3 separate regions of the Homo sapiens genome follow, and all the other regions are linked to region 3. The links are chromatin loops, found by intact Hi-C in ENCODE. Cell type or tissue: mammary epithelial cell. All regions are shown on one strand. Links, peaks and the distances in the headings refer to the core of each region. The heading gives the core; the rest is flanking DNA.

Region 1 (6,924 bases), core at 1,194-6,193, 190 kb before region 3:
AAGTAACTGAGGCACAGAGCAGTTAAGATCATTTGCCCAAGATCTCATAGCTAGTAAGGGGTAGTCCTGCATGTGAACCTAGACAGTGCAGCTCCAGAGGCCATGAGCTTGACATGGATATTACTTTTCACAGTAAGTGCTCATTAAATGATAGCTATTATTATTTTCAATATTACTACTACTGCTATTATTACTAAGGCAATAATAATTATTTATGCAATGAGTGAAATAACACTTATTTAATGTTTACTGTGGGGCAAGGCCCTGAGGATATGTTGAAGCATGAAATGTTCTGAAAGAATTTGTGGGTTACTTCAGCAAAGAAGATCTACATGAAAGTTAATAGAAATAAGGTAACATTTACCTTGTTATATAGGGCTGGGTAGATAGGAACTCTCAATAGAAAAGCTCCAATTACCTGTTATAGAACCACTGCTCTTTGCCTGATGGTGTTAAGAAAAAAGGGAGATCTCAGGGTAGAGGGTATAATTCTTCAGTGTGCCAATGGGAAGAATGGGAGGCTGCCCTCATGGGTGCCAAGTGCTAGGAGCCTAAATCAGGCCTTCTTTCCCTATGCCCATTCCTGCTTCCATTGTCTACTTTCATTTTCTTCTAGAGAGGGCATTGACTTAATGCAGTATTAAATCCTGAATCTGAGAGACGTAATGGCAGAGGCCCAACTTCATCATTTCTTTCCTAACTTAATTAATATTCAGAGTCATACATGATCATAAATAATAGGAGGATAACATGTCTGATTAAAGGGTGCTTTTGTTCCTGCATTAGCATAAGGATTCTCTGCTATTTTGCCATTTTACAGTTACTTTTTAAAGAAAAAACAAACAAAAAAATTTCTTTTCTTTGTTTTTGAGACAGAGTCTCGCCCTGTCGCCCAGGCTGGAGTGCAGTGGCACAATCTCGGCTCGCTGCAACCTCGACCTCCTAGGTTTGAGCAATTCTTGTGCCTCAGCCTCCCAAGTAGCTGGGATTACACGTGCCCATCACCATGCCCGGCTGATTTTTGTATTTTTACTAGAGGCGGGGTTTCGCCATGTTGCCCAGGCTGTCTCAAACTCCCAATCTCAGGCAATCCACCCGCCTCGGCCTCCCAAAATGTTAGGATTATAGGCGTGAGCCACCACGCCCAGCTGCAAAAATTTTTTAAAAAGTAATTTTTCTTAAGCTGTATCATCCCAGTTGCTCACTGTTTTTGTTGAGTTATTCTTTAAGATTTTTAAACAGTTTTCTTTTGCTGTTTATATTAACTTTTAGCTTTATTTTATAGAATAAAACAAGGAGCAGTTATGAGTCTGAAACAGTTTAATGGGTTTCAACAGGACATGTGACAAGTCATAAGCCAGCAAACTTCATGGTTCTCTTCATGAGCCTTGAGACAATGCAATAAAGTTCTGATTCCCAGGAATAGTTTTTGGGAGACTGGAGGTTATGTATCAGGGGATTAATAAATAACCCTCAAATTTATGTTCCATGGAATGCATAACTAGCCAAATTTCTTTTCCAGCAACATACTGAACATTCAAAGCAGACTTTGTATGCCGTGGCAAAACCACAGTCTGTCTGGACAGTAGTAGTCAGTAGATTTTTATGTAAACATAAATTGCTTTCTTCAATGGAGCGTTTAAAGCTGAGGGCCTGCCTAAGCACTGTGTATATTAGGGTCCCATGGTCCTTGTCAGGAATATGGATTTCACCAGTGTTCATGGTCCAAGTTTTTCCTTCCAAACCTGGACAATTGCTGGCTCTATGCCATCCACAGGCTGGAAGCCTGTTCTGCTGGCTGATAAGTGTCCTGGTCTGAGAAATGCTCAGAGCAGGATGCACAGCACAGTATCCATCTGTTGTGGTTCTTTAGTTTGCCTTGGTGACTTCACTCATCTGATTGGGGCAACTTTGAAATGGGTGGTAATTCTGTGTTTCTTCACTTCTTAGGAAAGACCAGAACCTGTTGTCTCCAGTGAACTGCTGGTATTTGCTCCTGAACCAAGTAAGGAGAGAAAGCAAAGACCATGCAACCTTGAGTGACATCTATCTGAACAATGTGATTATGCGGTTCATGCAGATAAGTGAGGATTCTACCAGGATGTTTAAAAAGGTACACTCCATAAATCCTGCCATAGTGTGCTTTCCAATAACTGCCTTGTCTATAACCAGGACTGAGAACGGTATCTGAAAAATTAGGTGAATGAATGAATCCTTTAGAGACACAGAATAAACAGTTAAAAATTAGATGAATGGATGTTTTAAAGACACGGAATAAAGAGTTAAAAATTAGGCCGGGCGTGGTAGCTCATGCCTGTAATCCCAGCACTTTGGGAGGCTGAGGCGGGTGGATCACGAGGCCAAGAGATCGAGACCATCCTGGCCAACATAGTGAAACCCTGTCTCTACTAAAAACACAGAAATTAGCTGGGCGTGGTGGCGCTTGCCTGTAGTCCCAGCTACTTGGGAGGCTGAGGCAGGAGAATCACTTGAACCCAGGAGGCGGAGGTTGCAGTGAGCCAAGATCGTGCCACTGCACTCCAGCCTGGGCGACAGAGTGAGACTCCGACTCAAACAAACAAAAAAAAGAGTTAAAAATTAGATGAATTAATCTTTTAAAAATACAGAATAAAAAAGTTAGGTATAAGGCATACTTATAGAGTTATAAGTCAGTGAATCTATGAGCTACACAATGTGAGCAAAAATTTTGATATAAGATGTTCCTGCAAATTGTACCTCTGCCCAGGAACGGACTACCTGTACTCATGAAAAATCAGACCAGAGGGTAAATGCCTTGAATTCTTTGTTTGGGGCTCACACATGATGAGAAACTTGTGAAGAACAAGATTATTACATGTGCTACTCTCTTGAGAAGATGTTAGCACAGTCTTTCTTAGTTCACCAGACCAGCAGTAGAGGCTGTGAGAGAGCGACATGAAGAAAATTTCACAGGGCACAGAAAATTCCATCCCTTACACACCAGCGAGCTTCCTCCTTCCCAAATCCATTAAAAAACAATAACTGGGCTTTGAAGTTTTCTAATCGTTGTTACTAATCTCAGCCAACTCTCAGCAATTTTTTTGTTGTGTGGACATTTTTGCTGAGCACAAATAATAAAATGGGACCATTTCCTGTGCAGAGAATGCAGCTACTTGCCCAGTACGACTAGCGTTCATTTTTTATGCTTGCAAGATGAGAGTTTTCCCCCACTCTCTCAGCTTTGTATTAGGAATGTTGATGCCTGTACCTATACCTGTACCTCTATTCAGTGAGTAATTATTAGTTTCAGAAAGTAGCGGGGAGAAAAACCTCTCTGTAGATTAATGACATATTTATGTTTCAGAGAGGCTCCTTAAAACAAAGACATAGTGTTAAGCAGGCCAGCTGGAAAATTTCTTAGTCATGTTTGATGTATCCACATTAGATTTGATTTCTGACCTAGAAAGGGAATTTAGCAAGCTCTAAGTCACCTTATGCTCCATTAAATAGAAAAACAAATTTCAAACAAAGGAGAAACTTTAAAAATTGAAACTAAGGAGCATACAATTTAAGAAGAGATAAAGAAATATCCTATGCGTCTTAAATAGTAGAGTTTTAAAAAAATAATTTAGACAGAGCTGTGAAAGTGCAATAATTTTCTTGTATATGAGCTCTTTATGCAGAGATCTCGTTTGGTTCAGCAGGTTTTTCTGAGCATCTCCTATGGGCAGGAGACTACGATGACAGGTGCTGAAAAGGCTACAAAGATGAAGAAAATCTATTCCTGGTGCTCAAGGAGGTCACAATTTATCCAAATTTGTATGGCACTATATAATGCTTCTTATTCAGACAGGGCCTCTAGGACCAGTAACTCTACTGAGTTCATTTATTTATCCATTCAACAAAGCATCTTTAAAATGCCTGGCTAGGGGAGCAGAGCTAAAAGACATGTCCCTGCCTGCAAGGAGCTCATTACAGTAATTAACAGTTACTACGCTAAATGGAACTGGAAGGCTGGAGATCTTAACTCTACCTAGGGGATGAGGAAATTGTTCTCAGAAAGGGGAACACTTGAAGTGAGACTTGTAGGAGAAGGAGGCATTCATCTAACAGAAGGACAATGAGCTATTCCAGGAAAGGAGAGCATGAGCATGTTCAGGGAAAGGAAAGAGTTTGATATGATTGGACCAGGGATCGTATGGGAGTGGGTGATGGGATGTGAAGCTAGAAAGGATGGTCATGTAAGAAGGGACTTTGTACGTCTTGCTAAAATGTGAGGATGTGTATTTTGTAAGTCAGAGTCAAGGGCTTGATAAAGTTGATAGAAACCTAGGGCTAAGAGTCAAACAGATTTGGATTTAAATCCCAGCCCTTCTGCATACTTGCTTTGTGATCTTGGGAGATCATTCCAGAGATTCAAGAGCAGGCTCTCCATTCTTGAGGAAGCAAGAAAGGCAAAATTGGGCAGAAGGAGAGGCTGCACCTGTGAGTGCTCTGGGGCTGGCATGGCATTTGGAGTGATCTCATATCCAGGCAAGGAGACTTGGCCTTTGTTTTGGGGAGGGATTAAGTAATCTTGGAGTGAGGCAGCTCCCTTTGGTGGAGGGTAATTCCCAGAGAGGGATCAGCTCTGAGTTTCAACAGCTAGCAGCCGGTATTCCCAGTAGTTGGAGGAATGAGTTGCTGGCTCTTGAGGAATGGCCTGGAGAATGCACAGTAAATACACACACACACACACACACACACACACACACACACACACACACACACACACACACGTGCAGAGAGAGAGACAGAGAGACAGACAAAAACAGATATGTCTTCTTGCTTGCTACCAGGAGTTCTCTTCTTATCCAGATTTTCTGGTTCTCAAAGAATTTCATCCTTGGAAACTGCCTATTTACAGTGGATTCCTGGTTACTTTGGCATTTAGTAGGGGGAATGCTCTATGCTTCCTGATCAGCTTTCTCATTCCTAACCATTGCTGACCACCTGGAAGGGTAACAAGTCATTACAATTACAGGTGTGAAGTTCTGCCTTCCTCGAGCAAACACAGCAGACTACAGACCTTACCTTCCCATCTGTGTTATTGCTGGAAGAGGAAAGAACAAGAGAGGCAAAGGACACAGGGAGAAATCAGAGTTTACGGAGGAGTAAGATCAACCCCTAGGACACATTTGTCATCTGAAAGAATAGGAAGCCAGAATCTATATCTACCAAGTCCAAAGAATTCCAGGTCCCTTTAGATTAGAAAGTCTTTCCTGCCTTTTTTTTTTGTACCCATTTATGCCTGAGGTTGCAATTTTTTTAATTTTTACAATTAGAACTTGGCAATTACCTTGACCAGCAAGATACAAATTACTCCCACATGCTTAGCATTCCAATAGTGGAACACTAGGCATAAATGGGTTTTAATCACCGATCTTCCTCTTTTCTAGCTCTTCTTCCATTGTTATGGTTCTAGGTCAGAAGCCTATTTTCTATCAAAATGGAAAGAAATTATTAGTGTGAATCTGAAGCAGCCTTTAGAACTGCTGTGGAGTCATTAGTGAGCATAATGCTTGTTTTCCTTGGGGAGAAGATTTTGAGACTTCCGCATGTTTCAATAATGTCCCCATGTCTGTATGGAGATCCAAATAAATGCTGTGTGCCTGATAGTTTTGGCCTCTTAAACAGCCATATCTTATACAGTTTAGTCAATGACAAAAAATCATTTACCCAAATTATTCTGTCTGATAAGGAGTTTGGAGCAGGTAATTTCAGGAATTTTTTTCTGTCTAAATGGATATAATAATCAAGAAGACACTTGTAGAAATAATTCCATGCAGAGCTATAGGGAACAGCTTCAAGACTTAAATCTTAATTACATCAGAACCAGTTATAGACATAGTTGCCTAAACTCAAAAGTTTTCAACAGGTTAAAAAAAAAAAAAAGTGAAGCATTTTAAAAATAACAATATTCAACTATTCAAATACTGATTATTTTAGATTTATGCCTTTAAAATTCTAAATGAAGCCTATTGGTCAAAATAATAGTGATTCAGCTTTTAGGTTCTGAAATCAGATATTCTGGGTATGAATCCTGGCTTTACCACTGTTGGGAGCTGTGTGGACTTGGGAATATTTGTAAATACGCCTCAGTTTCTGCAGCTATAAAGTGGATATAGTAATCTACTCCAGATAGTCGTTTAGAGGATTCATGAGTTATATATGGAAAACCACTTAGCCTAGTGTCTGGACTTAATAAGTCCTGGTAACTTTTATCTAATATCTTTATTATTATCTCTATTATAAGCACTTATTCTATATACCTACAATAATTATGTAATGTGAGATTATACCAAATATTATACCAAATGTGTCCTCATTCTAAGGAGAGTATCATAATGATGTGAAAAACCCTTCCAGAGAATCAGTTTTATTTACTACTTATTATGAAGTTCCAAACAATATTTGTAAGCAAACAGTGATAAGTGCCCTCACAACAGCATTGTTTGTGGCTAAATTAAGAGTTTTGTCCTCACCTTTGAACATTTAGTGGGAAATCAGGGAGTATCCAAGTGAATGCACAAGCTGGCCGAGACTCCATGCCTCTCAAATCCCCCACAGCCATTTCACATGGAGCGCCTTACCTTTGAGGCTGAATTGATTTCTTCATTCAACAAAAGAGTTATTTAATTCCAGACCTTCTACTAGATGTAGACAATGTAAACACAGATAGGAGAGTACTCTGCTTTTAACCTCTTAAGTTCTGCTTAGCTATTTTAAGAGAAGGTCAGAATTTGGAGGCTCCTGCTACACAAGGGCTTGTTTCATTCTCAACCCTCACTTGTTTCCCAAAGAACCAGGGCTGATGTGCCTCTTGCCCTGTTCTCCAGCTCTGCCTTCTGCAGTCATGAGCTTTTGCTTCCTTCTTTCCATTACTCATGCTGAAACAGAGTACTC
Region 2 (6,924 bases), core at 1,097-6,096, 200 kb before region 3:
GCCTGTCAAGTCCTCAAGGACCCGTTCCTATAGGAACTCCACATTGCCGACTCCACTTACAACAAATTCAGTTGCTAATTCCCTCATATCCTAGAGGAGAGCTGTCCAAAAGCCATATTGGTCATTTTAGATTTTTTAGGAGTTACATTTTAAAAAGTAAAAAGAAACCATTGAATAAGTGAAATTAATTTTAAAATATTTTTATATAATACAATATATCCAAAATTTTATGATTGTAACATGAATTAATATACAGATGATTGAGACATTTTACGTTCTTTTTTTTCTCATAAGATTTCAGAATTTTGTGCGTGTTTTACACTCACAGCACACTTCTCTTCAGCCTAGCCACCTTGCAAGTACTCAGTGACACTTGCAGCTACATACTGGGCAGCACAGTGCTTAAGATTTCTCCACAATGTAGCTACAAATCAGCTTCTACTCCTTGATAACAGATTAAATGGAAATCATCATTAGTTCCACACCAGAAGACAGAAATGAGTGATTCATAAATAATTATAATAATAAGAGGCTTAGGGGAAAATATGGATACCATTCATTCTTGTGAGGGTTTTTGTTGTTTTTATTAATTTGTTTTGCCCTGTGATTCCTCATTCAAATGGGGAAACCATACAACTTACAAAGAAAACTCTATTTCATAAGGTGTCGGATGCTTAGCATTGCATTTATTATTCATTTGTATTCTCTTCTGAAACGTAAGTCTGATTATAAATCTTCCTTGTTTAAAATTGTTCAATTTTTGCCCACTGATGCTTCTAAGCATCCTCCATTGAGGTCCTGCTAGACCAACAAGATCCAAATATCCAGCCTAAACACAGGTATTTTTAGTAAGGACGCCAGGTGGTTTTTATCATCAAGCCAATTTGCAAAGCTGACCTGTGAAATAAAATCTGACTCCTTAGCATGCCACATGGGGTCCTTTCCAACCTAGTCTGTGACTAGACCTCCTACCCATCCAGAATTCAATTTCGGCAATTGAGAAGTACTTGTTATAACTCTCCTTCTCTCCTACTTCCTTCAGCCAGACTCCTGGTAAGTCAATCTCAGGGTCACCTCTTTGTGCCCTTGCCTTCTTGCCCAGCCATGGATATGTCCGCCCCAGACTCTCACTGCATCTTGACATTCTTACCTTGAGGCTGTGAAAGTCGCCCCCTCTCATTATCTGTCTGTGTTGCCTCTGCTTCCTCACTGAGAATGGGACTCATGACTTTCAGTCTATTATTTATGTCCACGAATAAGGAGCCTGGCACAAGAAAATATTCAATAAATATTTTTTAATGAAAGCTCGCTGGTGCTAGTAATAATAACATGTCCATCTGTTTCATAGTGGTTTACAGATTGCAGCATGCTTTTCACTTATATCATCTCATTTAATTCTCAGCACAGCCTTGTGAGGTGGGAAGTATTGTTTTATAAAATGAAATTCCGAGAGGTTGAGAGACTTGCCACATGTCACATGACTTGTATTAGGTGACACTGTAACTCCAATCTGGGTCCATCCTAACCTAGTCTGGGTCCTTTCTGACCTAGTCTGTGACTAGATCTCCTACCCATCCAGAATTCAATTTGGTAAATTGAATTAAGTAGCGTACATCCTGACGCTTCCTAATTTATGTGCAGAGTATAAGAGAAGCATAAATCTTGGGTTCAGATTTCTAGTGAAGTGGAGAAATTGCCTTTGTTTATTCAGTTGATTCACTTAAAAAAAAAAAAGCTCACTTTTATGGAATTTTTGCCTGCTCCAAATTTTTAGCCTAAAAAAGCTTATTATGCAAAATTTGCACCTGGTGTTTAGTTAATCAACAGTCACCAGGTTGTATAAATATTCACATGAGCTGTGAGCATGGGAATAATCAATAGAGCCCGTTGGCATCTCATTGCGTTGCTCTGAAAGACATTTCAGTGGCTCTCCCCTGTCATTTAGGAAAATCCCTTCTGTCCTTTGGATAGAGGTAATAATACATCTTAAGAGAATGTAGACCCCTTTGGTATCATAAGGAAATTCTGACCAAATGAGAATGTGAAATAACAGAGATGATTTGTGATACTTTAGAAATGTTATTATATTATTTGCTAGATGATCATGAGTATCACACCAGCGTATCAATTTTATGTCCTGGTCGTAGTCATTCAGTAATATATTAGAGAAACAGCCCAGTGTGGATCAATCTTTCCGTGAAATATGTATCAGTTTGTGGCTTCACACAAATTTATTTTAAGAGTTAGGGCTTCCCTTTCTGAGAGCAATAGCAAGACATTCCTTCATTTCGTCTGTTTCTAGGCAATTCCATTTTATTTGGCAAGTATTAGCAGATTTTTATAGCTGAGAGGAACCATTTTTTCTTTTTTTTTAACAAATTAATTGCAGCAGTTTGAAAAGCACACTCATTTTGTGCATTGTTCTTGTTGGATTATTGGTATTGATTCATTCCGTAGTGATGCTCTGGTAGAACAGAAATGAAATAATAGTCATTTAAAAAAAAACAGTAAATTTTAGCCTCCATTAAAACTGCCATTATGATTATTTAGTAGGTCTTGACCTAGATTTAAATAATGACTGCTTACAGCCTCCTCAGAGATCACATTTTTCCGCCTAAAAGTGGTTGTGCTGTTTTATGCAGTTTTGGGGCATTCATGGTGAAAAGTCTTTCCTAATATTCTATTAGGTAAATCTTTTCTATGCCATTAAGTGCCTTTGGGCTCATGAAATCCTTTTAAAGTGCTTGTCCCCATGTTGGACATTTGACAAAAAGTACCAAAAAGTACTGGGTGTGGAAATAGGAGTTTGTTGCTATTACTGCTATCATCATTATCAGAAAGGTATCAACAACCAACATTTCATGGAATTGTGATATAGCTATCTTTCAATGTATATAACAGCTGTGATGTATTTCACATATCACATGATTTATCATTTCAAAAATGCAATTCAGTGGCTTTTGGCATATGCCAGGTTTTGCGACCAGAGCCACAATCAATTTTTCATCATTTTTATTACCCTATAAAGAAACTTCGCACCCCTTAGCAGCCATTTTTCCCCAACCCTCCCAACTCTAGGCAACCCCTAATCTACTTTCTGTCTCTATAGATTAGTCTATTCTGGACCTTTCATAGGAATGAAATTATAGACTGTGGTTTTTTGTGAGTGGTTTCACTCACTAAAGTTATGTTTTCAAGGTTCATCCATGTTGTAAATAAGTACTTCATTCCTTTTTATGGCTAAACAGTATTGTGTTGTGTGGCTATATCACATTTTATCTCTTTATTAGTTGATACACATTTGAGCTGTTTTCACCTTTCAGCTATTATGAGCAATGCTGCTATTGCACACATTCACGTGCAAGTTTTTGTATGGAAATAGATTTTCATTTCTCTGGAATGTATACCTAGGAGCAGAATGGCTGAGTCATATGGTAACTCTAAGTGTAATCTTTTGAAGAACTGCCAGACTGTTTTCCAAAAGGACTGCATCATTTTACATTTCCACCAGCAATGTGTGAGTTCCAGTTTCTCCACATTGTCTTCCAACACTTTTTTTAAATCTTTTTGATTATAGCCATTCTAGTGAGTGTGAAGTGGCACCCCATTGTGCTTTTGATTTGCATCTCCCTGAAAGCTAATGATATTGAGCAACTTTTCATATGCTACTGGCCATTTGCCATTTGTATATCATCTTGGGAGAAATGTCTGTTGAGACCCTTTGACCTTTTTTTTTTTTTTTTTTTTTTTTGAGATGGAGTCTCTATCACCAGGCTGGAGTGCAGTGGCACGATCTTGGCTTACTGCAACCTCTGCCTGCCAGGTTCAAGCAATTCTCCTCCCTCAGCCTCCCGAGTAGCTGGGACTACAGGTGCACACCACCACGCCCAGCTAATTTTTGTATTTTTAGTAGAGATGGGGTTTCACCATGTTGTCCAGGATGGTCTCGATCTCTTGACCTCATAATCCACCTGCCTCGGCCTCCCAAAGTGCTGGGATTACAGGCGTGAGCCACCGCACCCAGCCTGTCCATTTTTAAAATTGAGATTTTGTTTTTATTGTTGAGTTGTAAGAGTTCTTTGTGTATTCTGTATACAAGTTCCTTATCAGACATATGATTTGTGAATATTTTCTCCCATCTATGGGTTGTCTTTTCACTTTCTTGGTGGTTACTGCCGTGTATCTTGTAACCTACTTACCCTTCAATGCATTATGTTTTCCACACTCTTCCAGTCTGAGTCAGTTTCTGCTCCTCTTTCCATAGCTTCCTGTTGCACTTCATTGTTATGGCAGTGAACAGAGTGTAAATGATTGGTTTAGGATTTGTCTTCCTAACAAGAAGGACCTGTGTCTTACAAACCTTTGTATCTCCAGTGCCTAGGACACTGCCTAACACAAAATGGAAACTCAATAATTGCTTGTTCACCTAAACTAAAATGAACCTTGAGTCTAAAAAAAATGATTCAGGTCAATACTAACCTAAAAACGCCTCTAAAAAGGGGTGGGAGCCTTAATAGACTGTCAGAGAATCTAGGGGTAGGAAGGAAGCTGCAATGTCTTATGCAGAAATAAGGCTCACAGTTTTTCTCAAACTCACCCCTTGCACTTACGCTTTCACCACTTCCAGCTTTAATGTTCTGTAGTTCCCATGATGACAGTGGTGCCTCTAGCTGCAGCCGCCTGCGGCCCCATGGCAGGATTCATGCAGTGTGGGGCCGAGTGCACCATGGGCTTCCTTGATTTGTTCTTTTTTGTTTGAGACAGGGTGTCACTCTGTTGTCCGGGCTGGAGTGCCAGTGGCGTGATCACAACTCCACTATTGCCTCAAGCTCTAGGGCTCAAGCGATCCTTGCACCTCAGCCTCCTGGGTAGTTGGGATTGCAGGCATGCACCACCACAACCAGCTAATTTCTAATTTTTTGTGTGGAGATAGGGTCTCCCTATCTTGCCCAGGCTGATTTCAAACATTTGAGCTCAAGCGATCTACCTGCCTTGGCCTCCCAAAGTGTTGGGATTACATCCATGAGCCAGTCTGCATGGCCCTTTGATCTGTTCCGAGCAGCAGACACAAATTTATGCGACCAATCATTTATTTTACTCTTTAAGGTAAATTCTTAAAATTCTTTAAATTCTTTGGTGCTGATTAAGGTGAGCACAAATCTAGTGAAGTCATATTAGGATAGCCATGCCATTTGTGCAGGGAGGTAACCACTGTACTGTGCAGCCTTATGATGCTGGGGCAGTATAAGGAATCCAAAGATTTTCTCTTCCTAACGAGATGTTTCTTTTTTTTTTTTTTTGAGATGGAGTCTCGCTGTGTTGCCCAGGCTAGAGTGCAGTGGTGCAATCTCTGCTCACTGCAACCTGCATCTGCTGGGTTCAAGCAATTCTCGGGACTCAGACTCCCGAGTAGCTGGGATTATAGGCGCATGCCACCACTCCCGGCTAATTTTTGTATTTTTAGTAGAGACAGGGTTTCACAATGTTGGCCTGGCTGGTCTCGAACTCCTGACCTCAAGAGATCCACCCACCTCAGCCTCCCAAAATGCTGGGATTACAGGCGTGAACCACCGCACCTGGCCTCTAAGGAGATGTTTCTTATGGTAGTAGTTTTCTGTTGATTTTTTAAAAATGATCTTTCTTATGATCCTTTCCTTATTTGTCCTAAACTTTTCTAAATGGAAGAGGTAGTTGAATGGATTATCCTCCATGTTTTGGAGTTGATTTTCGCACAGTGATGCTCTGGATTCTGTTCCTTACATGTTTCCTGTTATGGAGAATGCTGAGTGCCTTATTTTGATTGGAAAATTACAGATGACACAAAATAACAGTTAATTTTTGTAAAACAAGGATGAGGATTTAATTGTTAAATCCATCATTCTCATGATTCCCTAGTTCTTGATCTTAAATCCTGATGGAAGTAAGCAAGAAAATATTTAAAAATGAGACCCAAGAAAAAAGCCTGTATAATTTTTGTGTATTTCTGATTAGATTTGAGATTTGTACTTTTATCTTTTATTTCTTACTTGGCACTAAGGCAGCTAAAAACAAAAACAAAAACAAACAAAAAAAACCCCAGAAAACTAGTTGACAGCTTAAGATGTTTGATTTACTTTCTCTTAGTGCAGCAAGATGTTCTAAAATTACTTCATCTTAAAAGACTTACTGGGATCCCTGAATGGGAAACACTCCACCCTTGATATATTCTTTTTCTTCATGAAACAAAAAGAGCTCTGCGTTTTTGAAAGACAAAGTTTGGCAAACATGCTGATTATAATACTGTATTGGAAAACACTTACTTTGATTGACTAAAAACCAGATGCTGTTCATAGTAGTTAAAAGCCTGTAATAATGTGTTCAACTCTGGTGTTCAGCACACGTCTGTGAAGTTATAATAAAATCCTGCAATCTAGAGGTGGAGAGACCAAGCAAGGACACTTGAGAAATTCTTCCCTGTTTTCCCCCAGGACTCCCCAGAAACAGCAGTATCTGAAGCCTGACCTTATTGAGGGCAGAGATCTTGTTTCATTAGTTATTGTTTCTTCTTTGCCGGTATGCAAGCCTGGCACAGTATAGGTGCCTGAAAAAAGGTTTGATGGATAGAAGGATGGGAAGTGTTTGGCCGGGCGCGGTGGCTCACGCCTGTAATCCCAGCACTTTGGGAGGCCGAGGTGGGCGGATCACGAGGTCAGGAGATCGAGACAGTCCTGGCTAACACAGTGAAACCCCGTCTCTACTAAAAATATAAAAAATTAGCCAGGCATGGTGGCAGGCGCCTGTATTCCCAGCTACTCGAGGCTGAGACAGGAGAATGGCGTGGACCCGGGAGGCGGAGCTTGCAGTGAGCCGAGATCGCGCCACTGCACTCCAGCCTGGGAGACAGAGCAAGACTCCGTCTCAAAACAAAAACAAAAACAAAAACAA
Region 3 (6,924 bases), core at 892-5,891:
GCTCAACGCTTACTTAGTTCTCTGTCTCCTCCCAGGTTGACTCCAAACGATTGATATTCACTAGTTAGGAGGTCTGATCAGGTATAGATAAGCTGTGCCATACAAAGGCCCCAGTGGGCTTATCCTGTCTTTAAAAATAACTCCAAAGTACTGCATCAAAGCCTTTGCAGAAAATCCATATGCACTCCCAGGGCTCTGACCCATAAAACATTCTTACCAGGGACCTGGATGAGGCCATATACTGTGCGATGACCATGGGCCAATGGAAATCTTTTGAAAACTTGCTGGAAGGTCCACTGTGTAACCTACTTTGTTGTTTTTTAATCTGGATAAAGGACATTTCAGCCCGTAGCACCCAGGAAGGGTATTATGTGAATAAATGAGGTGTTCTCTTTCATGACTAATTTCTGTGCTTCTAGATAAATTTCCCTAATGAGGAGTTCTCTATTGAAATTTTCCTTCTTCCCTTCCTTAGTCCCTCTTCTCTCCCACAAATTGTAAGACATGTTTCATACCCTAGAAAAGCTCACAGTCTAATGAGTGAGAGAAGACATTTATTCCTTCATGGAGGTCTGAAATATCATAGCATTTCCAGTAGTACAAATAGTTTAGAAGGCTCAAGTCCAAGTCGAGAATAGACACATCTTACTCCAGCGAACAAGGCAGAAAGTTAAATGCCATGAGAGTGGGATGAACAATTGGGACAGGGTCCTTGAAGGAGAAGAAATTACTTCCAATAGGGGATATAGGGGAAAACTTAATACAAAAGGTGGCCTTTCCCTGGGTCTTTTAGGAGGCATAGGGTTTTGGCAGGTAAAGATGGCAAGAGGTGATGATCTATCCTAGATCAGAGGTTTTCTTTCTCTTTTTTTTTTTTTTTTTTTTTTTTTTTGAGATGGAGTCTTGCTCTTGTCACCCAGGCTGGAGTGCAGTGGTGTGATCTCGGCTCTGCAACCTCTGCCTCCTGGGTTCAAATGATTCTCCTGCTTCAGCCTCCCGAGTAGCTGGGATTACAGGCACCTGCCACCACACCCGGCTAATTTTTTGTATTTTTAGTAGTTGCATTTTAGTGGTTTCACCATGTTGGGCAGGCTGGTCTCGAACTCCTGACCTCAGGAGTTCTGCCCACCTCAGCCTCCCAAAGTGCTGGGATTACAGGTGTGTGCCACTGCGCCTGGCAGATTGGAGGTTTTCAAACTGCAATCCCTGGTCCTGCAGCATCAGCAACACTTAGAAATACAAAAGCCAGGGTCTTACCCTTGACCTGCTGAATCAGAAATGAGGCTTAGCATGCTTTGTTTAGCATCCCAGTGATTCTGATTCATACTTTATTGGAGAATCAATAATCTAGATTTAAGATCCTTAGCCTGGGGTCTGTGAATGTGGATAGGAAAAAAATACATCTTTATTTTCCCTAATGTCTAACTGAAATTTAGCATTTCCTTCCATTACAGATGTAGGCCATAAATTGCCACGATAATTATTAGGACCAATGCCATATCATGTTATTAAATGTATTAATAAAGAAGAATGCATACAACATAGCAGATTTTTAAAGATTTTTATAACTGTATTTCAATATAATTGGTTTCTTTGTAATTTCGTGTATCATTTTATACATTAAAAACATTGTGAGAAAGTGTATGCTTTGCAGGCTGCCAATGAAATCTCATCTTTTATCATACCAAAAATGTGAAGAACCCCTAGTCTAGAAGGATTCCAGACAAAGAAAACTCGGAGCAAAGGCAAGAAAATACATGGCCAGCCAAGTATTCCATTTTGCGTAAAACTGAGGTAAAGCAAGGAAATGCCGGAAGAGAAAAAAGAAAAGGCTGAACCTGATTGTCAGAACTGGACTTCTTCCAGCAGACTCTGGGGAGCTACTTAATCAGGACTTTTTAAAAAGAGGGAGCAAGAGGCAGAGCCAACGAGACACAACCAGCTCAGGGTTTTCAAAGAATTCCCTAGCAAAGGTAAGAAGGAAGGCCTGGAATAGAAAGAAACAGAAGGTGAGAGACCAAGCAGGAGATGAGATTTCTAATCCAGGCTTATCTAATAGCCCAAAGTGAAGAAAGAACTGACTATGAAAATGGGACGAATATGAGAGTGCTGTGAAAATTCAGCAGTGACTAAAACAGAAGAATCAAACATGACTCCAAAGTCTGAAGAGAAGGCGACTGGGACAAGAGTCATACTAAGAAAGAATTAAGGATGCCAAGTGGAGCAAGTCTGGCAAAGGAAAGTGCTGAGTTGCCTACAGGATATCCGGGTGAAAACATCCAGCAGTTATTTATCCGCCTGGGACAGTACTGACCTTTAAGACTTACTGTATCTCCTGAATAGCCTATTTGGACTTCATCAAGAGCTTTTCCCAAACAGGGATTTTTATCTTGCGGGCCCATGGACTCATGGGGAGTCCCATGAACCTCCCAAATTATTAAAGAAAATTTTATTTGTGTTCATGGACATTTGGGGAGAGGTATGTACTTTCATTACAAACTCAAGGAGCACGAAACTCCCTTTTCCCTCACAAAAATGTTAATACTCTCCATTCATCCTTCTAAACACTCCAAGCAAGGTAAGCCCTCTTGTCTGAAAATTTGGGGAGGGAGCATGAGTCTCAGAACAAACAGAAAATGCCTCAGGAACAAAGCAGCAGCAGCAGTTACAGTCATGCGTGGATGGTTCTGAGTCAGGAGAAGCTCACTGCACAGTCACCAGATGAGGAAGGCATTTGGAATGTCTTGGTTAAAACTCACTGGAAATGACAGAAGAGTTTCTGACTCATTTCTTGAACCAATTCTTGCCTGAATACCTGTCTCTACAAGAGCAGTCATTAATGCCCCAACCTTAAACAGTAAAAATTGTCATTTTTATAAACATCATACTGCTCAACTTCCCACTGTCCAAAGAAGCTGAGCTGCACGGGTTGTCCCAGGATGGAAAAGAAGCCACAGCCAAGAAGCTGTGTCTTGCTTTAGTGTTGCCATCTACTGGCTGGTGCTCACTGACTCTCATTCCCAATCTTTTCACTGCCAAAGGAAAGATTTTGCAATTAGGCTGCTTTTTTTATCCAGAGCCTCTCTAGACAGTTCAGTCCCCAAGAGGTCAAAAAAAAAAAGTTTTTTTTAACAGAAACCTACCAGCTCCAAAAAAAAAGTAAGGCAAGACCAAATGTCAACAATGTTACTAGGAAGCTTCAGCACTGACTAACAGAGTTTATGGTGAATGCTCCCTAAATGTTAGCCCCACATAATTAAGACAAAAGATGCTTTTAATGTGTTGTATATGAAGTGATTATGAATAAGCAGAGGTTTGTGCCCACAGAATGGAATAGGGATATAACAGCATTGAAAATTGTTATTGTTGTTGTTGTTTCGTTAAAAGTAATTCTCTTTGCTAGGCTGTGTGTAGAAAGTGGTTATCCTGGTAAGCTTAATAAACATAGTGCCGGGGATTCTGGCTGAATAGCTGAGAGTTAGAATTGAATGGGTTCTCACATACCCCATGGAGGCAGGAAGCAAGGACCAGGTTCCCCAAGTGAGGACTTTGTTGCTCTTATTGAACTACAATGAAAGGGTCTTGTACACTTACTTCATAAGCCCATGGCACTGACCAGAACAGCAAAGATTCTTTATTTCCGAATGCCATAGTAACTCTTTTCACTATTCTTTCGTGTGTGTGTGACAGTACTCACTCTGTCACTCAGGCTGGAGTGGCATGATCTTGGCTCATAGCAGCCTCCATCTACCAGGCTTAGGTGATCCTCCCACCTCAGCCTCCTGACTAGCTGGAACTTACAGGCACATGCCACCACACCCAGCAAAATTTTTTTTCTTGTATTTTTTGTAGAGATGGGGTCTCACCGTGTTGTCCAGACTGGTCTCAAACTCCTGGGCTGAAGTGATCTGCCACCCTCAGCCTTCCAAAGTGCTGGGATTACAGGCATGAGCCATGCCTGGCCTCTCTTCACTCTTCTTGTGTTCACTTCCTCCTTCCCTGGTTTTTTGTTTTTATTACTTTTCTTCCTTTCCTCTTTATGAACTGTCTAACCCCACATCTACCTTCCACCTCATCATACTGGCACAAACTAAGAGCTAAAAGGAAAAGAGAGTTGCACTTAATTCTCCTCATTCATATGCTTTTCCCTTCTTTTCCTTTTTGCTTTTTAATCCAGCAAAGCACCTTATCTTTCACTCACGTTCACATTAAAATTTAGAAGACTGATCATGTTTGGCCTTTCCGTCCAATATCACCTTCCTATAAAATCAATACATATGGGTGATAAACGTAAGTCACAACCACCATCTTATGCATCAGCAAGCCCGCAGCACGTAATACAATTAAAGACTTTTTTGTTGATTAATGAAAGGAGAGGTTGCTAATCCTTTCCTCCTATAACTTAAGGAACAGAAGGAGGAAGAAAGAATATAGTGCCCTTAGATGTCAATTGTCCCTCCTCCCTCCTTTGCGGTCAGGACCCCTCAAAAAAAAAAAATTCGCTCAAGGAGTTATTGAAGGTTTCAAAGAGGAGAGAGGAGAGGTTTACATTGTAACCTCACAACTGACACCCTGAGAGACCTCCCCCTATGCATTCTCCACCTGCTTTGCTGTAGTGCATCTAAGGGTCTATTTAATTCTACTAGGCTGAGTTGAGCCTCTTGGCTCCTCTCTCTATCACACCCAGCCATCTCTTCCCCCTGAACCATATTCTTTCTCCAGGGAAGGAAAAATGAAAGCCTTGCAGGTAATAAGGCCAATCCTACTCCAAGTATCTCCTCAAAGTATTTTCTCTAAACATTTAATACTTTCCCTAAGAATTTTCTTACCAGCTGTTAAGTAGTTGACATTTTTTCAATATTGTTACAATTCCCACCTGTAAAGTTTGATAAATCTATACGATTTTTTTTTAAAGCTAGATATCTCTTCAGGTGCTGGTGGTCCCCCTTCCTTGGAAGTTAATTCCCTGAGGACAGAGACAAAAAACTTATCTTCCTCTCCTCAATGTCATTCATCCATCCTTTTAAAATCAAGCAAGACTATAGGGGCTCAACTTTAATAACATAAAACATTATTGCTCCTGGAGATCTGTGTTGGTTTTCAAACTAAAAATGACATTTAATAAATACTATAAGAAGCACTTTCTCAAGCTTTCCAAGGACAACTATACTTGCTAGACTAGATAGTTACATTCACAAAAACTGGCCTTGTTATTAAAAAACATAGTAGGAAAAAATATGCAAATAAGTCACTTTGTCTGTATAAATGGTTTACTGTGGAACTGAATGATTCCACATCAACTTAGCCGTATATAATTTGGTCAAAAACTTTAACTGGAATGTCCAGGCCTTGGCCAATGGGAGCTTAAAATGAGGTCACATTTATTTGCTAATATCCATTAGGAAAATGTCAACTCCCCATTCTGCTTAATTACAGGAATTCCAGGCTCTTGACAAATTCCTCTGCTTACTATTTCTGGAAATCAGGACTCCAATCCAGTTGTCTGCTGCCTCCGCCACTCATCTGCCTCCTGACCACATTCCCTGTACACAGGCTGACAGGGGCTCTGTGGCATACCACCTTTGGCAATTCCTGGACTCAACCTTCCTCCTGCTACTGCTGCCCTCCCCTAAAAGAAGGCAGAAAACCCTCTTTTAATTCTTTGATCACATTGCTCAGCCCATCCACAACTTTTAGCAAAAACTTCTTGGAAAGTTCAGGAAAATAGAAGGGGGCATTATGGCATCAATATCTCAAAGCTGTACTGTATGTGGTGATTCCCAGAGAACAGCAGTTCAGATGTACCTCATGTCCCTTCAAGCTGGGATTCTACTGAGATATGGAAATATTATTCAAAAGATATGAGAATAGAGATCATTTTAAGAAAATCAATTTTTAGGAAATCAATTTCAGATTCCTCAACTTCCATATGAACTCTCTCCTAAGAACCTGTGAAAGTGCTTTTAGTAAACTAAGCTTTTTCTACCTTCTCCTTTAATAACTGCCTTTCTCTTACCAAAAAATAAACTTACCTCTCACCCATACGTTTACCATAGCGTATTAGGAGACCATTTTCCATGGGTTTTTTCATGTTCTGCAGGTCTTGAGAGTAAGGCATCAACTGCCCTTAGTTCTGCACTATCTCTACAGGTTTCAGTGGGAAGATGGCTCTGCCATCACCATGTCAGACTTCTAGCCTGCAGAACTGAGAGACAATACATTTCTGTTGCTTTAAACCATCCAATTTTTGGTATTTTGTTATGGGAGCTCTAGGAAACCAACACACTTACTGGCTGGAATAGGAATGTCTCCCTCTGGAGCAAAGGGAAGGCATGCTTACAAACCATTATAAAAGATTGGGGGACGGGCACGGTGGCTCACACCTGTAATTCTAGCACTTTGGGAGGCCGAGGCGGGCGGATCACGAGGTCAGGATATCAAGACCATCCTGGCTAACACGGTGAAACCCCGTCTCTACTAAAAATACAAAAAAATTAGCCGAGCATGGTGGCAGGCACCTGTAGTCCCAGCTACTCGTGAGGCTGAGGCAGGAGAATGGCATGAACCCGGGAGGCGGAGCTTGCAGTGAGCCGAGATCACGCCACTGCACTCCAGCCTGGGCGACAGAGTGAGACTCTGTCTCAAAAAAAAAAAAAATTGGGTTTCCAAAGATCAGAATTCTCACATGCATGTGAGCAGGCATCCATCTGGGCCCATCCACATTGGCCCTGATAGAACTGAAGCTTAAGAAATCAAAAATGCAAAAATGATGTTATCCAGCCCCTGCTATTACTAGAATAACTGTCTTGTGTCTTCTGTCCACATCTGTGAAACTATGTCAGGGAAAGTTGTTAGCTAGCAAATACGGTAAAATTGCAAATCCTTCCCAGTTTTTAACATGGGGTATTATTATCATAGGGTGTA

What was found. A loop is a pair of places that touch in the nucleus more often than their neighbours do. Peaks named below come from ENCODE experiments on the same cell type or tissue, not always from the same donor. Only the 100,000 strongest peaks of a DNase experiment are listed, where the experiment ranks them.
Region 1: it touches region 3 in a loop (3-fold over the local background); 3 of 110 quality-filtered maps call a loop at or near these places.
Region 2: it touches region 3 in a loop (5-fold over the local background); 3 of 110 quality-filtered maps call a loop at or near these places.

The regions. Positions count from the first base shown.
Region 1 is chr12:63,987,960-63,994,883 of GRCh38, forward strand. SRGAP1 (SLIT-ROBO Rho GTPase activating protein 1) reads left to right here. Exons shown (of 22, transcript NM_020762.4): 3 at 1,951-2,113. Among named protein-coding and RNA genes, the nearest start is that of SRGAP1, 150 kb to the left of the region's middle. In mammary epithelial cell, for the core only: no CTCF peak of the experiment used is centred there; DNase peaks (open chromatin) are centred at 3,302 and 4,562; H3K27ac peaks cover 2,346 bases.
Region 2 is chr12:63,975,312-63,982,235 of GRCh38, forward strand. All of the region lies in intron 1 of SRGAP1 (SLIT-ROBO Rho GTPase activating protein 1), which reads left to right. Among named protein-coding and RNA genes, the nearest start is that of SRGAP1, 130 kb to the left of the region's middle. In mammary epithelial cell, for the core only: no CTCF peak of the experiment used is centred there; a DNase peak (open chromatin) is centred at 3,410; H3K27ac peaks cover 597 bases.
Region 3 is chr12:64,178,890-64,185,813 of GRCh38, forward strand. No RefSeq gene overlaps it. Among named protein-coding and RNA genes, the nearest start is that of KICS2, 40 kb to the right of the region's middle. RefSeq lists an enhancer at 2,264-3,463. In mammary epithelial cell, for the core only: a CTCF peak has its summit at 2,987 (motif pointing left); a DNase peak (open chromatin) is centred at 2,772; H3K27ac peaks cover 2,690 bases.